Linked DNA regions of Homo sapiens: region 2 is linked to region 1. Evidence: chromatin loops called from intact Hi-C (ENCODE). Cell type or tissue: Caco-2. All regions are shown on one strand.

What was found. A loop is a pair of places that touch in the nucleus more often than their neighbours do. Peaks named below come from ENCODE experiments on the same cell type or tissue, not always from the same donor. Only the 100,000 strongest peaks of a DNase experiment are listed, where the experiment ranks them.
Region 2: a loop joins it to region 1, with 16 times the contacts of the local background. A loop is called at or near these places in 2 of 110 quality-filtered maps.

What each region holds. Positions count from the first base shown.
Region 1 is chr22:36,297,302-36,305,301 of GRCh38, forward strand. MYH9 (myosin heavy chain 9) reads right to left here. Exons shown (of 41, transcript NM_002473.6): 18 at 7,732-7,801; 19 at 6,694-6,854; 20 at 5,267-5,375; 21 at 4,233-4,364; 22 at 3,550-3,756; 23 at 2,826-2,963; 24 at 1,618-1,741. Among named protein-coding and RNA genes, the nearest start is that of MIR6819, 14 kb to the left of the region's middle. RefSeq lists an enhancer at 2,655-3,854. In Caco-2, a CTCF peak has its summit at 4,176 (motif pointing right); a DNase peak (open chromatin) is centred at 4,240.
Region 2 is chr22:36,444,390-36,452,389 of GRCh38, forward strand. LOC124905111 (a long non-coding RNA gene) reads right to left here. Exons shown (of 2, transcript XR_007068089.1): 2 at 678-1,215. Among named protein-coding and RNA genes, the nearest start is that of TXN2, 33 kb to the right of the region's middle. RefSeq lists enhancers at 7,117-7,621, 7,401-7,600, 7,622-8,000. In Caco-2, no CTCF peak of the experiment used is centred here; DNase peaks (open chromatin) are centred at 4,108 and 7,590.

The DNA.
Region 1 (8,000 bases):
TACCATGTCTGTATCTCTAAAAAACATGTTCAATTGTGTGTGAATCTGAACTTATATAATGGAACTGCCTTGTGTGAATTCCACAGTTGGAATCGCACGGTCAGGGCTCTATGTCTAGCTTTATAACTCTGTGATGTCACTTGGGAAAGCTACTTTCTATACCTCATCTGAATAATAAGCAAAAGGAGACAGCCTACTTCATTAGGATGCTGTGAGGCGCCAATGAGTTACTATCTTAAAAAGCACCTAGAACAGTGCCTGCCTCGTGATGGTTATTCCCTGCCGTGCCTTTGCCACCCCATCACGTGATCTTGAGATGTAGCCCGTGAAGTTTCGCTGGAATAGATGTGTAAGGACATTTGTCTAGGATTCCATTATGAGAATACACCACAACTTACTTATGTACCCGTCCTGCAGCTGGCGGGCATGCGGCTGTGTTCATCGCACGCTCTGATCAACGCTGCTGCAAGCATCCTGCTCACTCTCAGTGCACACGGCTGAGTGACGGATGGAACGGCCAGGTCACCGGCATGCTAAGTTTCAACCTCACTAGGACTGCCGGATCGTTCTCTAACGCCGTCTACCAGTTTGCAGTCCCAGCAGCAGCATATGTGTGCTCTGACAGCTCCGTGTCTATGTTAGCCCTTATTAGTGTCAACCTTTCATGTCTGTCCATCTGGTGGGTGCAAGGCAACCCCTAGACCTCCTAGATGACCAAGTCTTCCGGGCTCCTCCCAGGTGAGGGAGGGTGTCTGTGAGGGAAGAGATCTCTCTGTGTCCGGACCTCTCTTCTGCTGGACCTGACTCACCTCATCCCCTGCAGATGTGAGGGGGCCGGACAAGACTGTGAAACTAAGCTGGGGATAATCCTCCCGGTGGTCAGGTTTTGGTCTCCCTCCCCTGGGTATGAGCTCAGAGTTCCCAGAGTAGTCGGGGTTCCCCTGTTCCCCCAGCTGTCCACTCCTCTCAAGGGGCAGGGCTGGGGGTCCTCAGACAGCCACGGACCTGTGCTTCTACCCCAGCACCCCCTCCCTGCCACAGATCCCGAGGGCACACAGAGACAAGGCAGGATTTGTCACCCTGCCCCAAGTCAAGCAATGAACTTCCGCAGTATTCGTCTAGGACTTTACGGTACATATGTGTTCACATGTATTTAATGAAATTCTCACAGACACCCTAGCACTGTGTCCCCTTTTTAGGTAAAACTAAAGCTCATGGAGCTTAAGTCATAGCTGCAAGATGAGCCAGCTAGTCAGTGACAGAGCTAGTGAGTCCTGTGGGTCAAACCCGGAGCCTCCTAGGAAGTCTCAGAAGCTTCCAAAACCCACGGCACACAACAGAGCAATGCCAAAGCTCTCTAAACACGCTTCATGCAGTGGGGGCATCTAGCCACAGAGCAACAGGGGCCTGGAGGCTCAGGTTCCCGCAGGCACCAGACACGGCTCCCCTCGACCTGGTGACCTCAGGTCTAAAGGGCAGCAGCCAGTGCTGTAGTGTGACCCAGGCTCACCCGTGAGCTGAGAAGGCCTCGGTGTTCCGGTCAGACAGGCCGGCCCCTGACCGCCAGCCCTTGCCCGCCAGCCCCTGCCCATCACCTCCTGCTCGTCACCCCCTCACCTTCCAAGTCAGTGATCATTGCCTCATGCTTGTTCTTGAGCTTGGCGAGGCTCTTAGATTTCTCCTCCTCTTCTGTGAGGTTGGTGGTGAACTCAGCTATTCTGTCTTCCAGCAGTTTCTTTTCCTGGGGAGAGGGGAGTAGGCTGGCATTTAGTGTTGGTTGAGCACAGAACACTTGCTAGCCTCAAAGCATGACTCGCCCGGAAATCTGGGGCTGAATGGAGAGGGCTTTAGACGCTTGATCAAGTTCATTAGGATTTTCCTAGATCAAAGGATAATTTTGAAAGGTCACGAGCTCCCCTGAAACAGCGAGGTACGCTTCCTTAGAACCAAAAAATGTGGGTGCCCAAGCCCTTCCCCTTCCCCTGTGGGCTTGGGTGAGAAAGGATTCCAGGTGACAGCTAGTGTCAGCAGGGACAGATGGCTCCACTCCTTCAAGAGGCTGCCACACGGCGCTCACCTGCGCCACCAGGCCACCTTCTCCGTGCCCCTCTCTCACCTGCCAGGTGGGCCACGGCCCCTCCCCCTCTTCAGCCCCGCGGTGCCCCGGGCTGCTCTCCTTGCTTTCTGTTCTGTGTGGCCCCTGCAACACCCCTGCCCAGCGGCCACAGCTCGGCACAAGCACCTGAGTCCCCTCATCCCAGTCCCGGGTGGGCGTCCTGCCACCTCAGCCTCCCCAGCCTTTGGGGCTCCCATGTTCTGAGGAGGCCCGAAAGGTGGGGAGGCTGCCTTCTCCTGCCTTCTCCTCTAACTGGTTCCCCGGCTGCTATCTGCTCCCTGGGCAGACACCGACAGGGACCCAACTCATTCTCAAGAGGAATAGCTGCCGCCCAGGGACAGTGGAGGAAGAGTACCCCGTATCTCAACACAGAGCCACCAAGGTGTCCCCAACCCCACAGTGACCAACACTTGCAATGCTGCACAGATGGCCACCTTTACACAGGCTCGGGTCTCACGGCTGGCAAAGAAGAGCTTTCCAGAGGGGAAAGGACAAACCCTTCCCCAGGGCCCCTTTGCTTATGAGGAAATCCCTCAACTAAGGCCCATGGGACCTCCAGGGAGCACTTGCAGTTAAGCAGAAGCCCTCATGCTGCAGGCAGAAGAGACAGGAAGCAGCAGCAGCGGGGAGCCAGGCCCTGCAAGGGTGACCACACTCTCCCATCCACGGCGCCCCTGGAGCAGCGGCAGGCGACAGCCACGGGCCTCACCTTGGCCAGCTTGCAGTTCTGGTCCTCCAGGATGATCTGCTCCTCCTCCAGCTTTTTCAGCTTCGCCTCGGTGGTCACCTTCTCCAGCTGCAGCTTCTGCCGGGCGCTCTCCTCCTCCTCCAGCTGCTCCTCAAGCTCCTGCCGGGGGCCAGAGACACGGTAAGGACAGCAGGCCCAGAGGCATGGCCAAGGTGAAGGCAGCAAGGTCCGAAGGCCAGATCCAAACGCCAAGGAGAAAATAGCAAGGTCTGTGAGCCCAGGGCCATGGCTGAGGTGGGGACGGCAAGGTCCGCCAGCCCAGGGCCACAGCCGAGGCAGGGCCCAAGCCCCATTTGTAGGATTCCAGATTTCAAACTGGGACACAGGGCCAGAACATCGGTGCAATGTTCTGAAGGGTTTCCTGCAGCAAGCTCCCACCCATGAAACAGGCAGGACGCAGAGGTGCTGGCCCTGTGCCCCTTCGGCTAGCCAGGGCCAGGGCTAATGGCAGGGAAATCAAATTGGCCTTGATGCTGGCCCAGGCAGTGCTCATGGAGATCTCAGATGCACATGTCACAAACTACCAGCCCAAAGGGAACACCTCTCACTGAGAGCCCCAAGCAGATTGCGTGAGGAGCAGCCTCCTTGGACCCTAATTCCATGTTCTCCCAGCTCCTGGTTCCTGCTCCTCCGCCCCGCCCTGCCCCTCCGGCGCCACCCCTCCCCGGGTGCAGCGGGCAGGAACCTGGATGTTCTGCTGCATCTTCTTCTTCTCCGCCTGCAGGTGCTGGCAGCGCTCCTCCTCCTCCTCCACCCTGGCCTCTAGGTCATGGCAGATCTCTTCTAATTCCTGCTTCTTGGCGGTCAGGCGGGCCCGGAGCTCCTCAGCCTCGGCACACAGCTCGGTTTCTGCCTGGAGCTGCTCCTGCAGCTGCAATTTCTCTGCCATGAGCTGCAAACAACAAGTGGAAAACACAAGCTCCTCGCAACACCCTCAAGCCACTCCATCCTCAAGGACGGACGCCATGGCTCGGGATCCCAGAGGGAAAGGAACATGCAGACAAAAGTAGCTTTCATCTGGAGAGCTCTGAAGCTTCCAGGTACCTTCCAGACATCGTGTCCTTGATTTTTCACTACCCCATGAGCTCCAGAGCAAGGTCCCAGGAAATGGGCTCAAGTCATGTGGTAGAGCTGAGGTTTGAACCCAACACTTGTGAACGTTCCACTCTATTAAGTGGCCTCCCTACATCACTTAACACCCAATGGGGTCTGCAGAGAGACTGGTCACTGTTTACAGTAATAGGAAACTCAGTTGTAGAAAACTCCTATAGTAATAGAAACTTCCAGCATGCCGTGCCTACCGATGGCCAGCAGGTGGCAGCACCAGGCAGGTCGTGCGACCTGGACTGAGCCTGCACTGACACCCACCTGAGACTGCAGCGTCTCCATCTCCGTGAGCCTGTTCTCCGCAGCCAGCTGCTTCTCTCTGACCTTCACCAGCTCCTCCTCCTTGGCCATCATCTCCTCCTCCTGCCGGCTCACCTGCAGCAGCGGCTTGACCTGGGAGAGGAGATAGAGGTAGAGACATGCTCGGCTGGAAGATGCCCGCCTCTGCCAACAGGTGTGAGGCCTCTCCCTCACCTCTGGAAACATGAAAGTGAGGGGCAAGAAGACACGCTGTGGTGGGGGCTGCAAGCAGGCACATCCTTCCTGGCGCTCTGTACCACGGGCTTCTGACCCGCTAACTACATTCCAGGGAAACTATCCCTGCGTGTGCGTGAAGATGTTCACCTCGGCATTGTTTATCACAGCAAGAAAATGAGGAAGGACCCATCTCTGAAAAAGTACCCAGATAATGATGTGTTCCCTAGGGAACAGCACACTACCTCTAAAAAAACGATGCTTATGAAGGAATCATAAATGGAACGTACGAACTACAACTGTTTATATGAGTCAAACTCAGCTATGGAAGAATGTATACTGTTTACATAGCTGAGGTTTTATAGGCAGTGAGAAAAAGAGCGAGAAATTAAACACTAAAATAGCTGCTGCTGTTGGTTTAGGCTAAGGGTTTATGTGTGAATTTTTATTTAATTCTTTAGGCTTTTTGTGAGTTGGTTTTTCGCCATTACCATAAATTATGTATTATACACAAAAGCAGCCCGGACAAGTTTAAAAATAAAGAGATTTTTTTTTTAAAGGCCAGGAAGGTCAGCCTGGGCAAGATAGTGAGACCTTGTCTCTACTAAAAATCAAAAAGGGCCGGGCACAGTGGCTCATGCCTGTAATTCCAGCACTTTGGGAGGCTGAGGTAGGAGGATTGCTGGAGCCCAAGAGTTTGTGACCAACCTGGGCGACATGGTGAGACCACACCTCTACAAAAAATACAAACAATTAGCCAGGTATGTATGGTGGTGTGCACCCGTAGTCCCAGCTACTCAGGAGGCCCTTCTAGCACGCACCTTGGTGAAGAGCCGCCACCACTGCCAGTTCCGCAGCTTCAGGTAGGCAGCGCAGTTCCGCTGGAGGACCTTCATGGCGGTAAGCTGCTGCTGCCGCTTGGCAAATGCTCTGTGTGGTGAGGAACATGGTCAGCGCGGAGCAGTGGACAGCAGACCCGACCTAACAGTCCTGGTCTTGTCCTCAAGCTTTTCTGGGGGTCTACCCTTGCCTGGGGCACCTCAAGAAAGAAATTCAGGGAAGGGGTCTGGCCTTGGGGTTGAGATAAGTTTCTCCCACTTACAGGCTGTGTGACTCCATGAGGCACTAATCTTACAGTCGGTGAAGGACCTAGGTCACCAGACTACCCCTCCACTGAGGTGCCCATGGGGGTGAAGGCACGTGTGAAGTAACCACAGATCCTACTCAGTGTGGGGACTGAGCGTGACCCTTGGTGATTAAGCTGACTGGCCCTGGGTGACTCTGGACTTCAGCTTCCCACCCTTCGTGCTGTTCCCTATCTGAGCTTTTGTTTGGTGGGAGAACGTCAGAAGCTGATGTACTGTGAAGGTGGGCTGCAGGTGTCAGCTGGAGGGCTTTTGGATAAACAAGCCTCCATCTGTGCAAATGCTCAAGCTTCGTCTCCCAGAGCTCGGCGCTCCTGCTAGGACCCCATCCCCGAGCACAAGGGGACGAGTGTGCAGTGCCCACAGCCGCTGTCCTGCAGCAGGGGAGCCGTCATTCCCCAGGGAGTCAAAGATGAGTCTGGACTCGAGGATGGCCTGCTCCCCTGGAATCACAGGGTTCTTTAGGGACAGGCAGGCTCTGGGTGCTGTCCCCACAAGGGTCACACGGTAAGGAGTCCTGGTAAGCAGGATCCTTCAGGCAGGCAAATCCAAGCAGAGTCAGCCTCTTCCCACCCATCACTCTAAACCCCAATCAGAAATGCCAGATTCAGCCAGGAGCAGTGGCTCATGCCTGTAATCCCAGCACTTTGGGAGGCTGAGGTGGGCGGATCACTTGAGGTCAGGAGTTCGAGACCAGCCTGGGCAACAATGACGAAACCCCGTCTCTACTAAAAATACAAAAATTAGCTGGGCGTGGTGGCGTGCACCTGTAACCTCAGCTACTAAGTGAGGCTGAGGCAGGAGAATCACTTGAACGTGGGAGGTGGAGGTTGCAGTGAGCCGAGAACGCACCACAGCACTCCAGCCTGGGCGACAGAGTGAGACTCCGTCTCAAAAAAAAAAAAAAAAAAAGAAAAAAAAAAGAACTGCCCGATTCTACTCCTCAAAGGTAGAAATCCAGGAACAGGGGTAGGAAGAGCCACCTGGGCCTCCCTGACAGGCATGTGACTGGCTGCAGCGGGGTGGCCTGCTAAGTGCCCTTTGGCAACAGAAGGGCGTGGCAAGGCCTGGCATGCGGGGCAGGAGTATCTCCCGGGACTCACTTCCTGGCCAGGTAGCCCCTGCAGCAGGCCTGGAACCCTATGATGACGTCGGTGATCTTCAGGTCTCGCTCCTCCTCCAGGTGGGCCAGCACACCGGCACGGAAGAAGACTTTGCTCTGGCCAATGCGGTACAGATTGCTGTCGAGCTCCAGGGCTTTTATCTAGGTGGGAGGAGCAGGCCGTTTACCTGGCCAGCAACTGGCCACAGCTCCATGAAAGGGTGGCCCAGGCACAGCTGGAGGTGTGCCCTTCACCCTTCTTCTCACTGGCTGACGAGCATCTGGAGAGCAGAAAGCCATCTCCTCTCCCTCCTTCTTCCTGTTCCCTATCTCCCCGTCACCGAACGCAGGCTGTGCACACAGTAGGTGTTGAATTTTTCCTTCTCTTTTCCTCCCACCAACTCCCTACTCTGCAGCCAAAGCTTTCTGATTCTTTAGAAAGAACGTGAAGTAAAACAAGGCCAAAGGTAGCAGCTGCTAACCTGGACACGCCAGAAACAACAGGATGCTGGGAAGGGGAAAAAAGGAGCAGGGTGGGATTCAGCCCTGGCTTGGCACTGAGTCACCGCAGGGCTTTCAATCAACCGGAACTCAGAGCATGCGCACAGCCCGTCCAGCACTGCGCTAGGGCTGGGAGTGGGGAGGGAGGGAGGAGAAGCCCAGGTCACGGAGCACCAGGCCTGCTGCCCTGGCTGTGAGCTGCCCTGCTCACCACACTGGATGTGGAGTCAGGCCCGTGAGCAAGAAAGCAGGAGAATGTCCCCCAAACCAAAGAGGCCATCATCTTACATCAGAGCCCGGCCATGGCTACAGTTCTTGTCTCCTCCACACAACCCTGGTGCCAAACACCATCCCTGGCTATCTGAGGCCTAGGGGCTACTGCAAAGGGCGCCCGGCAGAGTCAGACGCGGAGCATCAGAAGGGACACAGCCTGGGCATCCACCGACCACTGATATAGCAAGGTGGGCCCTGGCCACGTGGGCACTCCCCAGACAAGGGGCTGCCCATCCAGAGAGGCAGGGACAGCAGCTCAACTCACCATGAGCACGCACGCCTGCTTCCCGTCCATGAAACCCTTGGGAATGGAGTTTGGAGTCAGGATCTCATATCTGAGGAAGGAAAGAGAAGCCTGGTCATTTTACCCATTGCCTCGATTCCACATGCCTGGAATATAGGCGAGAGATTAACATCATTTCTACAATGCAACAGACACAGAATTCTTTACACAAACTCTCCTAAGGAAAGAAGACACAGGCAAATCCCACCCCACTCTTTTCTTCGGCTGAATGAGACAAGGAAGCCTTGGTG
Region 2 (8,000 bases), 150 kb after region 1:
CAAGAGCGAGACTTTGTCTCAAAAAAAAAAAAAAAAATGTGGGCAGCCTCTAGATTATGCTGGAAAAGACAGGGAAACAGATCCTCACCTGGAGCCTCTATAAAGAACATCACCCTGGCCTGGTGCAGTGGCTCATGCCTGTAATCCCAGCACTTTGGGAGGCCGAGGTGGGTGGATCACCTGAGGTCAGGAGTTCGAGACCAGCCTGACCAACGTGGAGAAACCCCGTCTCTACTAAAAATGCAAAATTAGCTCGGCGTGGTGGCGCATGCCTGTAATTCCAGCTACTCAGGAGGCTGAGGCAGGATAATCGCTTGAACCTGGGAGGCGGAGGTTGCGGTGAGCCAAGATCCCACCACTGCACTCCAGCCCGGGGGACAAAAGCGAAACAACAACAAAAAAGGAACATCACCCTGCTGACGTCTTGATTTCAGGCCTGTAAGATTCATTTTGGGCCAGGCGTGGTGGCTTATGCCTATAATTTCAGCACTTTGGGAGGCTGAGGCACTAGAATCCCTTGAACCCGGGAGGTGGAGGTTGCAGTGAGCCAAGATCGTGCCACTGCACTCCAGCCTGGGCGACAGAGTGAGACTCTGTCTCAAAAAAAAGGAAAATTAAAAAATAAAACTAAATTAAAAATTTTTTAAAGATTCATTTTGGACTTTTAATCTCTGGAATTGTAAGCTAATGGATTTGTTTTATTTTAAGCCACTACGTTTGCAGTAATTTGTTACAGTGACTATACAAAATTCATCCTAAACCTGAGACTCAGAAACGCAAATGCGGTCTTTCTGTCTGCAGAAATGGGGCTCAGACTCAACCACAAGTTGACTCAACAGCTGACCAGGGTCAGGAGTTGAAAGTACCAACAATGCCAAATTTCTTTTCCCGGGGATGAGTGTTGGGGAATTCTGCTGTTTTTAAATGTCAGAATTGTTATGGGAAAGAGGAATGGTTTGGGTCAGGCAGAGCAAAGAGTTTCCATATTTTGGACCAACTCCAATTGATGAGAACTGGCTGTGCAGAGCTTTGTGAAGCGGAAGCAAAGTCTTGAGGCTGAGCCCAGGCTCCCGGGGAAAGGGTGCTGGGATCGACTGGCAATGTCTGCTCTGGGTGTTCCATGGGAGAGGAGCTGTGTCTGCTGTTCTGGATTAGATGCGTTTCCCCTGCGCTGGCACTGGGTCTGACTCTTCTTCCCTGGGCTTATTAGTATGCCTGAAACAGAGCAAACAATTTGTGAGGGAGGGAGGAAAGAGGAAGGAAGGGAGGAGGAACACAATGAAAGAGAAGTTTGTATTCACGGAGGCCAGGACCAGAACAGACAGGTGGCCTTCTGGGGTGGGGAGCTTCTGATTGGCCTTCCCAGCATCTTTCACCTCCCTCTTCTGGTCATAGCAACCCCTGTCTTTGGGGATCATCTTAATCTATTCAGGATGCTTATAAACAACAGAAATTTACTTCTCACAATTCACAGTTCTGGCGGCTGGAAGTCCAAAGTCAAGGTGCTGGCAGATTCGGGGTCTTATAGATGGCACTTTCCTCACTGTGTCCTCACATAGCACAAGAGGCAAGAGAGCTCTCTTGGGTCTCTTTTATTTTTCTTATTTTATTTGTATTTATTTTAGTTTATTTTATTTTTTATTTAAATAGAGATGGGGTCTCTCCATGTTGCCCAGGCTGGTCTCAAATTCCTGAACTCAAGCGATGCCCCCCACCTTGGCCTCCCAAAGTGCTTGGATTACAGGGGTGAGTCACCGCACCCAGCCAATTTCTTTTACATGCCTGTTTGTGCATTGAGTGTCTTTTATTTTTATTTATTTGTTTATTTATTTTTGAGACAGTCTTACTCTGTCACCCAGGCTGGAGTGCAGTGGCACGATTTCTGCTCACTACAACCTTGGCCTCCTGGGTTTAAGTGATTCTCCTGCCTCAGCCTCCTGAGTAGCTGGGACTACAGGTGTGTGCCACCATGTCTGGCTAATTTTTGTATTTTTGCAAAGACGGGGTCTCACTATGTTGCCCAGGCTGGTCCCAAACTCCTGGGCTCAAGGGATCTGTCCACCTCAGCCTCCCAAAGTGCTGGGATTACAGGCGTGAGCCACGGTGCCCAGCCTGAGTCTTTTTTATGAGGGCAGTAATCCGGCCGGGTGCCGTGGCTCACGCCTGTAATCCCAGCACTTTGGGAGGCTGAGGTGGGCAGATCAACTGAAGTCAGGAGTTTGAGAGCAGCCTGGCCAACATGGTGAAACACCATATCTACTAAAAACACAAAAATTAGCTGGGCATGGTGGTTGGCACCTGTAATCCCAGCTACTCAGGAGGCTGAGGCAGGAGAACCGCTTGAACCCAGGAGGCAGAGATTGCAGTGAGCCAAGATTGTGCCATTGCACTCCAGCCTGGGCATCTAGAGCGAAACTCCATCTCAAAAAAAATAAACAAATAAAATAAGGGCACTAATCCCACTCATGAGAGCTCCACCCTCATGACCTAATCACAACACAAGGCCCCACTTCCTAACACCATCACCTTGGGGGTTAGGATTTCAATCTATGAACTTGGTGGGTAGTGAGCACAAACTCTGTTCGTGGCAAGGATCTGCCCCTCCCCCATCCATCTGGTGATGGTGAAACTGCCAAACACAGGGTACTGTCCCCTCTTCTCAGAGGCAGGCCTGTGACCCGAGCTAGGCAACCCGGCTCTCTTTCCCAGAAATCGTCCCTTTTTTTTTTTTTTTTTTTTTTTGGAGATAGGGTCTCGCTCTGTCACCCAGGCTGGAGTGCAGTGGTGCAATCACGGCTCACTGCAACCTCTAACCTCTGCCTTCTGGGCTTCAAGTGATCCTCCCACCTCAGCCTCCTGAGTAGCTGAGACTACAGGTGCACACCACCACGACCAGCCAATCTCTAACAATTTTTTTGTAGAGATGGGGATCTCAGCTGGATGTAGTGGCTCATGCCTGTAATCCCAGCACTTTGGGAGGCCGAGGCTGGTGGATCACTTGAGGTCAGGAGTTTGAGACCAGCCTGGCCAACATGGTAAAACCCCATCTCTACTAAAAATACAAAAATTAGCCAAGCATTGTGGTGAGTGCCTATAATCCCAGCTACTCGGGAAGCTAAGGCAGGAGAATCACTTGAACCTGGGAGGCAGAGGTTGCAGTGAGCCAAGATCATGCCACTGCACTCCAGCCTGGGCACCAGGGAGAGACTCCATCTCAAAAAAAAGAGAGACGGGGATCTCACTTTGTTGCCCGGGCTGGTCTTGAACTGCTGCATTCAAGCGATCCTCCTGCCTCAGCCTCCTGAAGTGCTGGGATCACAGGTGTGAGACACCACACCCAGCCAGAAATTGAACCTTGGTGAGAGACACTGAGTGGGGAAGGGCAGAGACTGGGAGTTAGGAGTTACAGCATCTGAAGGCCACATCCTGGAGAGATGGCCACAGACTCAGCCAGTGAAGAGGAAGTGCTGGGGCTGGGGCCAGAACCCTGTCTGTGTGACCCCTGAGACTGAGCTCAGACACCCCTAACCCTGAAGGCACCTCTCTTTCAGGACCAACAGCCAAAGGCACAGAAGCCACTGGCCTGGGAGGGACTGTCCCTGGGAATGACCCTGCTCTCTGAGGGCTGGGCATCTGGACTCCCTCTGCTCCAGCTCCTCTGTGGTTGTATTCCTCCATTTCTATTCTAATTAGTCAGTTTCCATGGCTGGATACCATAAAATCTCAGTAGAAGGAAGAACAGGCCAACCATCAGAGCTGTTCAATTTCAGAAAATCTCTTTTTGTTGCTGGGGACAGAGTCTCACTATGTCACCCAGGCTGGAGTGCAGTGGCGCGATCTCAGCTCACTGAAACCTCTGCCTCCCGGGTTCAAGTGATTCTCCTGCCTCAGCCTCCTGAGTAGCTGGGATTGCAGGTGCATGCCACCTTGCCTGGCTAATTTTTGTATTTTTAGTAGAGATGGGGTTTCACCATGTTGGCCAGGCTGGTCTCAAACTCCTAACCTCAGGTGATCCACCCACCTCAGTCTCCCAAAGTGTTTGGATTACAGGCGTCGGCCACCGCGCCTGGCCCAGAAAATCTCTTTAGTCGGGACTTGAGAAAGGGACTGGGTTCCATCTGGTGGGAATGGGAGGGAGGTTCAGTGTCTGCTGCCAGTGAGACCTGGGTTTGTTCCCTCCCCACTGGCTGTGTGATGGAGGCAAGACCCTTCATTCTTTGAGCCTCAGTGTCCTGTCTGTGAAACAGGCAATGAGCACATTTATCTCACAGGGTCCCGGTGAGGCACATTGGGATAACATAGGTGAAGCCCTTAACACAGTTCTGGGCAAAGCAATGTGACTTCTCTCCTCCCCAGCGGCACTTGCACCACGTGGGGAGAAACTAGGTTAATACATCCCTGCCACACATAACTACCAAGTGCCTGCTGTGTGCTGGCCACAACACTAAGAGCCTTACATGTGGTCCTTCATTTAATTTTCAAAGTGATGACGATGATTCTCAGTGCACAGATGGAGACTCTGAGCCCAGAGAGGCTAAATAAACTGCTCTCAAGGACACCAGCACTTTCTGCAAAGAGCCCCAGATCCTAACTAGGACTTACGTTGCCTGCGCTGGGAAGAGACCCAAATGCCTCCCGGCTGTAGGAGTCCCTGATTGCAGACGTAGGGTCTCAGTCCCCGCCCCAAGAAGCTGTAGGTCCAGTTGAAGAAGAGACACACACAAGGAAAAGGAAATTGAACTGAGAAGGCAAAGCGTGACTGTGGGGCCTCTGCTATATCCAGGGTCTCCAGAGAAAGGACTAGAAGCCACTATTCCAATTCTGAGGCCTCAGGGAAGCAGCAAGTTCCTGTGAGGAAACAGGATCCCACAGGTTTCATCCTCCTCCTGTCACTCTTCTAGGTGGGGAGGGAGGGCTCCCCCACGTCCCACATAAGCACACAGAAAGGAGAGGCCAGGGCAGCACAGGCTCAGAACCTGAAGGACTTGGGGACATCGCCAGCCCCATATCCTTGTTTTATACACCAGGTAGGGCAGGAACTATGGCAGGTCCACAGAAAGGGGCCGGCAGAAGCACAGCCACGACGCAGGCCCCCTGGGCTGTCCAGTTTCTCCCGGACAGAACATTTCCCTTCCCTAGCAGCCCCCAACGTGGAGCACTGGATTTGGAGTCAGGAGACCTGTGTCTTCTGCAATCACTCTGAGACCAACTCCTGTGTAATCGTGAGTGAGCGCCTTCCCATCTCTGGGCCTCAGCTTCCACCTCTCTAAAATGAGGGGGTTGGATTCCATCCAATGTTATAAGAGCCAAAGGTTATGAGTTGGTAGCGCCCCCACCATTCCGGGTTTCTCCAATCTCTCCAGGGGCCTCAGAGACCCCAGACAGAAGAGGAACTTGGACAGAGGCTTGGGTGGGGGTGGAGGTGGGGATTCTGAGCCGTGGATCCACCCTCTGCTGAGTGCCAGGCCTACAGGCAGGCAGGCAGAGCAGGCAAGAGCCGTCCCCTACACAAAGGGAATTGGCCCCTCATGGTGGGACAGAGGCCAGAACCCAGCTGGGCCCTCAACCACCCTTCTTTCCTCCACAACCCCCTCCCAGGGATGGTGGCATCCGAAGCCAGCCTGGCAAGGGAACTGGTTGCCACGTGGGGACTTCCCGGAGCTGGGGGTGATGGGAAACAGGGTGACGGGAAACGTCCTGAGGTTGCTTCCTCCCCTTTTGTTTGGATCTCAGACTGACCTGGGAACCAACTGGGCAGCCATGGGGTATTCTGATGGTGGGGAGTTGGAGGGGGAGAAGGGACCTGCCCCATCCCCTCAGGCTGCTTTGCAAGTTAAAATAGCTGTGAAGATCTATCTCCCAGAATTCTAAAAGCTAAAATACCTTTTGAACCACCACCAGACCATTATGCCTGGAGTGGAAGGATGCTTAGAGGAATCCCTTCTTTTTTTTGAGATGAAGTCTCGCTCCATCACCCAGGCTGGAGTGCAGTGGCGCTATCTCGGCTCACTGCAACCTCCACTTCCCAGGGTTCAAGCAATTCTCCTGCTTTAGCCTCTCGATTAGCTGGGATTACAGGCGTGCACCACCACGCCCGGCTAATTTTTCTATTTTTTAGAAGAGACGAGGGTTCACCATGTTGGCCAGGCTGGTCTCGAACTCATGAACTCAAATGATCCACCCGCCTCGGCCTCCCAACACGCTGGGATTACAGGCGTGAGCCACTGTGCCCATCTCGAATCCCTTTTTAAAACTTCAGGTATGGCTGGGTGCGGCGGCTCATGTCTGTAATCCCAGCACTATGGGAGGCTGAGTCGTGAAGATCATTTGAGCCCAGGAGTTCAAGACCAGCCTGGGCAACATAGGAGAACTCGTCTCTATTCAAAAAAATACCAAAAACCAAAAACCAAAAAATTGTAAGTCATGACCCACTGGTGGATCTTGAAATTAATTAAGTCGGTACTCTGAGTAAATCAGAATTTTTTTTTGAGATGGAGTCTCACTCTGTCACCCAGGCTGGAGTGCAGTGGTGTGATCTTGGCTCACTGCAACCTCCACCTCCTGGGATCAAGCAATTCTCCTGCCTCAGCCTCCCAAGTAACTGTGACTACAGGTGTACTCCGCCATGCCTGGCTAATATTTTGTATTTTAGTACAGACGGGGTTTCACCATGTTGCCCAGGCTGGTCTTGAACTCCTGAGCTCTGGCAATCTGCCCACTTCGGCCTCCCAAACTGCTGGGATTATAGGCGTGAGCCACCGTGCCTGGCCGCAAATAAGGATTTAATAATGACGATGATAAAATAGAAGGGAAAATCTCAGAGCACATCCTGGGTAGTAATAGCAAACTGTCTTGGCTGTGTGGTGGCTCATGCCTCTAATCCCAGCATTTTAGGAGGCCAAGGCAGGAGGACTGCTTGAGGCTAGGAGTTAAAATCAGCCTAGGCAACACAGTGAGGCCCCATTCCTACAAAAAAAAAAAAAAAAAGAAAGAAAGAAAAAATTAGCCGGGTATGGTGGTGTGTGCCTATAGTCCTAGCTACTCCAGAGGCTGAGGCGGGAGGATTGCTTGCGCCCAGGAGTTCAAGGCTGCAGTGAGCCATGATCGTGCCATGGTACGGCAGCCTGGGTGACAGAGCAAGGCCCCAACTCTGAAAAACAAAATAAATACAATAAAATAAAATGGTCAAAATGGCCTGGTGCAGTGGCTGGTGCCTGCAACCAGAGCTACTTGAGAGGCTGAGGCAGGAGAATCACTGGAGCCCAGGAGGTTGAGGCACCACTGAACTCCAGCCTGGGTGAGAGTGAGATCCTGTCTCTTTAAAAAAGAAAAAACAAAAAAAGCAAACTGTCTCATGAAACTCTTGTTTCCATGTTGCACGCTCTGCCAGGTTGTGATGTAATGTATTTCTTACTCTGGGTCACAGTCACAAAACCTTGAAATGTCACTCACTGTCTTGGCTCATGCGTCGTAAGCCTTTGTTCCCCAACAGGGGGAAGTGAACCAGCACACAAGGCCCTTCCGTCCTGCGGAGCTCACTGCCTTCCTCAGCTCCTGGCCCGCACTTCCGACCACACACTGGGGACACACCCTCGGGGGGGCCCCACCCCAGCAGCTGCCCATGTTCACACCTCTTCAGTTATTTCAAACTCCGCCTCTCTCGGCCTGATGCCCAACACTTCCTTCACCCAAGGAGGTCCTGTTCAAATATCACTTCTGGCCAGGCGCGGTGGCTCAGGTCTATAATCCCAGCACTTCGGGAGGCCCCGAGGCAGGCAGATCACCTGAGGTCAGGAGTTTGAGACCAGCCTGGCCAACAGGTGAAACCCCGTCTCTACTAAAAATACAAAAATTAGCCAGGTGTGGTGGCACGTGCCTGTAGTCCCAGCTACTCAGGAGGCTGAAGCAGGAGAATTGCTTGAACCTGGGAAGCGGAGGTTGCAGTGAGCCAAGATTGAGCCATTGCACTGCGGCGTGGGAGGCAGAGGTAGACTCTGTCT